2 separate regions of the Homo sapiens genome follow, and region 2 is linked to region 1. Evidence: chromatin contacts called from ENCODE Hi-C or POLR2A ChIA-PET data. All regions are on one chromosome and are shown on one strand. The core of a region is the stretch at or near the end of the contact, and the rest is flanking DNA. Distances in the headings are between cores, read along the strand shown.

Region 1 (2,724 bases), core at 166-2,665:
TGTTTGGCAATAGCAATTGTCAAGGTGGAACGCAAAGTAATGGGGGTGCAAGGGCCTAGTTGACTGAATGGAAAAGGTAAGATCTTGAGTAATTAGTGGGTTTCCATTTCTAAGTGAAGACAGAAATGGGAGAGGAGAAGGAGTTTAATGTCAGTAGAAAGCTGAAGCAAGGCTTCCCAAACTGGTTAATCTTCAGACTCATGTTTGGAGGTTTAGTCAAACAAACAAGCACACCTAACACAGAAAACACTCCAGAGCATCATTCTGTTGCAGGATTCTTCAGGTCTTGCTTTTCCAGCTGGAAACTTTTGTGTTTCCTTTTTGTGGCTGGTGGCACATTTGCCCAAGTTTTGCTCGGGCCCAATGGGCTTGTTCTGCCAACGGCCTGGTAGGCTATGCTCGGGTTGCGCTACCAGCCTGGACCCCATGCCTGCCAAGGGCAAGCCAGGCGTGGAGCAATGAGGGATACGTGAGTGGGTAAGCATGGGGTTCAGCCACTGTGTACAGCCAGGTACACCAGCTGCCGTGGTGGGGTGAGCAGCTCCAGGCACCAGCACAGGCACCAGCTCCATGCAAGCCTGCGGCTGCATCTGATGTACGCAAATGGCTTCCACCGTGGGCAACTGCATCTGGACGAGGGGAATGTGGTGACGCCTGGGAGCATGGAGATGACAGAAACCGCAGAGCCCCCAAAGAGGGTGTCACACAGGTCTGGGCTCCCCAAAGGGCTGTAGCTCTTCTGTTCTTGTCACCTACAATGTGGTGGGCAGGGAAGGCATGTCTCAGCCCTGTTCGTGTTACAGCTCTTTCAGTCCTGCTATTAAGTGGGTCCTGAGTTCTTGTCCCACATCCAGGAAGAATGAGATACACAGACAACTGGAAGGTGAGCAAGGTGAAGAAATACTTTACTGAGTGACAGTACAGTTCTCAGGAGACCTGAAGTGGGTAGCTCTTATCCATAGGCAGGTCATCCCGACATCTGCCCGAGTTTGGATAAGTCCAGGGATTTTATGAGATCAGAAGGGAGGAAGGGTGTGCTTATTGGTCCATGGGTGGCTATGGGAAGGCCTGGATAAAGCACCATAAGTTCTCACTCCCAGCCAAGGACTCCACCTGGAACTGATAGCTCAGCCACAAGGCTTCCGGCCATCCCTGGCTTGAAGGTGGAGCTTCACTGGGGACTGGCCTCTTTCTGCCCAGGAGCCTGTCTGCCTTCTGCCACCATCTACATGTCATCCACAGCACCCAGGCTGTTCATGCCAAGGGGCGCCTGCAGGCCTGCGCTGAACCACCCCTTAGTGCCCTCTCAGTCTCCCTCCCATGCTGGTTGGTGTCCAAAGTCCAGAGAGTGCCTATGTGCCAGGGGGCTGGTGTGTCAGCACTGCTCCGAGTGTGTGCACACCTGACCAGGTCATGACAGCATCCAGGCTTGGCCATGACTTTGCTTCACCCCGGAGCGGGTGCTGGGTGCAGGTGCAGGGAGAGGCCAGGGAGTGATAGCAGGCACTTCCAAGCCTGCAGGAGCAGGGGGTGCTTCCTGGGCCCCCGAGAGCACGGGGATGCCCAGGTCTAGAGGCACAGATGGGCAGCTGCAACTGTGCCTGAAGAGCACTGGGCTTCAGACCTGCCAACTCAGAAGGGTCAGGCTTCCCACCTGGCAGCTCTGTGGAGGGCACAACCACAGCCGCACCTCCCCCACTACAGCCGGCATCTTCACAGCAGCGGCTCCAGATGGGCCGCTGCTGCCATCAATTCCAGATCTTCCACATCAGAATCTCTATGTATGAGGCTTCAGAATTTGTATTTTTCAGAAAACTTCCAGCTTATTCTAAGGAACAGCCACAGTTGGTCTAATACAGGACCTCTGAGGTCCCTTCCAACTTTCAGAAGACCAACTTCACTAACATAATATATGCTTAATGCAACCTTCAAATTAATGGCAAACTTGTCTATTCCACTAGCAACCTGTCTCTAGAGAAAGAAAGGGCAGAGGTAACTAAGATTTCTACAGTGTGGACTGCAACTTACAGTTTTCACAATTCCATAACAGACACAATCTCTCTTAACCGTTTAATCCTCACAACAAGCTTGCAAGTAGGAAAATTCTAAAACTCCACTGACAGTTGGAAAAGCAAGTTCCAGTGAGGCTGCCTTAGGGTGGTGAGTCCAGAAGCCATGACTTTTGACTGGAGTTTATTCCTCTCCATCATAATGTGCAGTGCCTTTTCAATTCCGTTCTGACTCTGGACTTATAAACAATCTTTTAATCAAACAATTTAGAGGAGCTCTAAGAATGATGGCCAAGTCCAAGTTATGTGCAGAATAAGAATGGAAACAAGCATAAGAAAGAGATTTGTAATGGCAATCAAGAGACGCATCCTCATCTTTTCTGCTGGTGCTGCAGGAAGCAGAAGGAAAATACTCAGTGGTAATTTTCAAGGAATACGAAAGATGAATGAAGGTGGGTGAGGAGTCAGGGGCCACGCTTCTGCCACTGGAGAGAGGAGAGTGATTTTATAAGGGTCTTGTCTGAACATAATTCATAAACTTCAAAATCTTCTTTCTGCTGAGGACCACTCTGCAGTGAGGGAATAAGCAGGTATTTCCTATTTTGTCATGTTTCAAACAGATTTTCAAATAAATTTTTTCAACTAAAACACTTGCTGTTAAATGCCAACCGATTGAGAAAAACACACTAGAGAAGGAGGTTGTGTGTCTTGGTCC
Region 2 (2,724 bases), core at 151-2,650, 460 kb before region 1:
TGCTTTAGCTGCGCAGGAAATGTTTAACTCCTGTGGAAATCTGGGTACCAGCGAATGCTTTTTTTTTTTTTTTAAAGGTTTAGCGATGACCAGTTTAGCAGTGTTGGGAGCTCTTATACCAAGTTTGGTTTCGCAATATCGAGTCCTGTCTTAGCTATGCTTGTGTGTTTTTAAAACTCCCGTGGAAGTCAGGAAATGCCGGCGATCGCGATGTCTCAGTTTTACCAAGCTCCCTTTGACAATAGCAAGTCCTGCCCATCGAGACTTTTTCCTCTTGTAGACCAAATCGGGATGTACCAGCTACTACGATTTTTTAGACGTAGCTAAACACGTTTAACCGTGGATATTTTTGTTTTTTTTCTCGTAGGAAATTATGACAGGAGCAACCTGCAGGGGTTTAGATCTGACAGAAATATTCTAATGGTAGGCATTGCATCGCTTAGCCATATTTGTAATTTCTTCTTTGTAGGGTTGGTTCTCTGTAACTTTTGCTTACCTTAAAATTATTTTTGTGTCTTGCTCTGAGGACAATGTTACCGATGTGTTTTTCATTTTTACTTGCATTTCAGACTTTCATTATTTTAAATTATGTATTTTTTTTTTCTTCTAATTTTGAGCGTCTCAGATTCGTGCTTCTTGACTTTCATTCTCTCAGGAGCCGGGGAGCCGAGCTCGGTCTTAGCCTCGCTGGTATCAGGTTCCGGGTTCTGTCTGGAGGCTCCGCTTCCTATGCAGAGCTGGCGGTTTTGTATCAGCACGTTTGCCAGTGGCGCCCACTGGGCGTTTTCTCAGTTGCTGCACCCAACGTGACATTTCCCGTTCGCGGGGTCCTTAGGTTCTCAGTGCTGTCACTTTTTCGCTCCTACAACCGCTAGTATCTCCTAGGAACTTCCTGAACCCCGTTTTGCCGTGCAGAACGGTGATTGCACCGAGCCGCTGTTCGCACTAGTAATTGTGTGGTACCATTAGCCGGCGCTTTTTCTGTCACAACCCATTAAAACGGGTTAAAACATATTAAACCTATCAAACACATTGAACGGATTAAAACACATTAAATGCCGCAACACATTTTTCTGGTACAACACATTGAAACAGAGTTGGTTCATTCCTCCAAACAGGTTGTTTAGGTGTGGAAGCACCGCTCTTAGTTCTAAGAGCATGCTGTTTCTCTTTAGCAGCACCCTTTACGGCGCCAAAACGGATATTTGTTTGGCAATACCAGCGCTATCCGCTAGGTGCCGGCGCTTGCTAAGTTCAACGCGCCAGTTTCTCGTTTGCAAGGTGGTTAGGGCAGAGCCCTAGCAGACAGTTTTCCGGTGGCAGCAACGCTCATTTCCCGGAAACGGGTGGTTCTTGGCCCTTGCGCGCTCTTGAATACCTGCGTTCTGTAGCGCTAGTTCTCTTCAAGATTTGCTTAGTGTCATTTCATTTCGGTTTCTTTTCTCGCCATGTTTTTCTGTCGGAATTACGGTTCGTTTTGGTTCTATGTACTCTCTAAAATGTTATCGTTTTTCATTTGTCTACTAATTTTCGTGCATTTGTTACTACTGAGTTTCTTAATATCTGACTGGCCTCCGCCCACGGGCTCTGCAGAGCATAAATACTCAGGCTGATGGTAGTGCAGAGACTCTCCCTCCTTGATCAGCGCAAACGTTGGTCTGAGGCTTGAGGGATGGAGCAACATTTTCTTGGCTGTGTGAAGCGGGCTTGGGATTCCGCAGAGGTGGCGCCAGAGCCCCAGCCTCCACCTATTGTGAGTTCAGAAGATCGTGGGCCGTGGCCTCTTCCTTTGTATCCAGTACTAGGAGAGTACTCACTGGACAGCTGTGATTTGGGACTGCTTTCCAGCCCTTGCTGGCGGCTGCCCGGAGTCTACTGGCAAAACGGACTCTCTCCTGGAGTCCAGAGCACCTTGGAACCAAGTACAGCGAAGCCCACTGAGTTCAGTTGGCCGGGGACACAGAAGCAGCAAGAGGCACCCGTAGAAGAGGTGGGGCAGGCAGAGGAACCCGACAGACTCAGGCTCCAGCAGCTTCCCTGGAGCAGTCCTCTCCATCCCTGGGACAGACAGCAGGACACCGAGGTCTGTGACAGCGGGTGCCTTTTGGAACGCCGCCATCCTCCTGCCCTCCAGCCGTGGCGCCACCTCCCGGGTTTCTCAGACTGCCTGGAGTGGATTCTTCGCGTTGGTTTTGCCGCGTTCTCTGTACTCTGGGCGTGCTGTTCACGGATCTGTGGAGCTAAGCAGCCTTAGATAGCAGCAGAAGGCTTTTTGGATTCTCCTCCTTGAAAAGATTCTCAGTTACCAAACGTCTCCACCTAGAAAATAAAAATACATTAAGATGTGCTTTCATTGCTGGTTGTCAGTTTTTAAATTCTCTTTTTCCCTTATGTTTCTTTCTTGTTTCGCGTCGCTTATTACTTTCAGTTTCCTTGTATTTTAAATATTTGTATTTATTTCATTAAATATTTCATTCGTATCTGTTTTCACTTTGAGAAATCTATTTTACGATTGTAGAATTCTTAGAGTTTTTGGCAAATTTAAAATTTGTTTTTTTCCATTGTATTTTAAAATCTTATTCCTACTATTTTTCTAATTATTGCTTTTTAAATGTATTGTTTGTTTACATTTAATTTTATATCATGTCTTTTACGTTATTATAACGTCTTTTTAATTTTAATTGTTAATTTTATTTTTAACAGCGGTCTTTCTTTTTTTCAGTA

What was found. Hi-C counts contacts between places; a loop is a spot of excess contacts on that map. ChIA-PET counts read pairs that join two places held with the same protein, here RNA polymerase II (POLR2A). Pooled maps may share reads with other maps.
Region 2: a map of K562 shows a loop between it and region 1 (4-fold over the local background). The contact joins the promoter of ANXA2R here to the enhancer-like site in region 1. A Hi-C loop is called at or near these places in 1 of 168 maps with a recorded cell type or tissue (K562) and 2 of 50 pooled maps. POLR2A ChIA-PET finds 5 or more read pairs at or near these places in 1 of 52 experiments (activated B cell).

What each region holds. Positions count from the first base shown.
Region 1 is chr5:42,580,687-42,583,410 of GRCh38, reverse strand. All of the region lies in intron 2 of GHR (growth hormone receptor), which reads right to left. Among named protein-coding and RNA genes, the nearest start is that of GHR, 160 kb to the right of the region's middle. Within about 2 kb of position 1,415, at least 2 of the 41 ENCODE cell types and tissues checked have a DNase peak (open chromatin) inside an H3K27ac peak, as active enhancers do.
Region 2 is chr5:43,038,995-43,041,718 of GRCh38, reverse strand. It overlaps ANXA2R (annexin A2 receptor), which reads left to right and starts at 1,400. Exons shown (of 1, transcript NM_001014279.3): 1 at 1,400-2,348. The coding sequence starts at 1,673. The coding sequence ends at 2,254. The region is part of intron 2 of ANXA2R-OT1 (ANXA2R overlapping transcript 1); the gene reads left to right. RefSeq lists enhancers at 12-91, 1,747-1,796, 1,807-2,216, 2,237-2,286, 1,978-2,518 and a silencer at 1,137-1,406.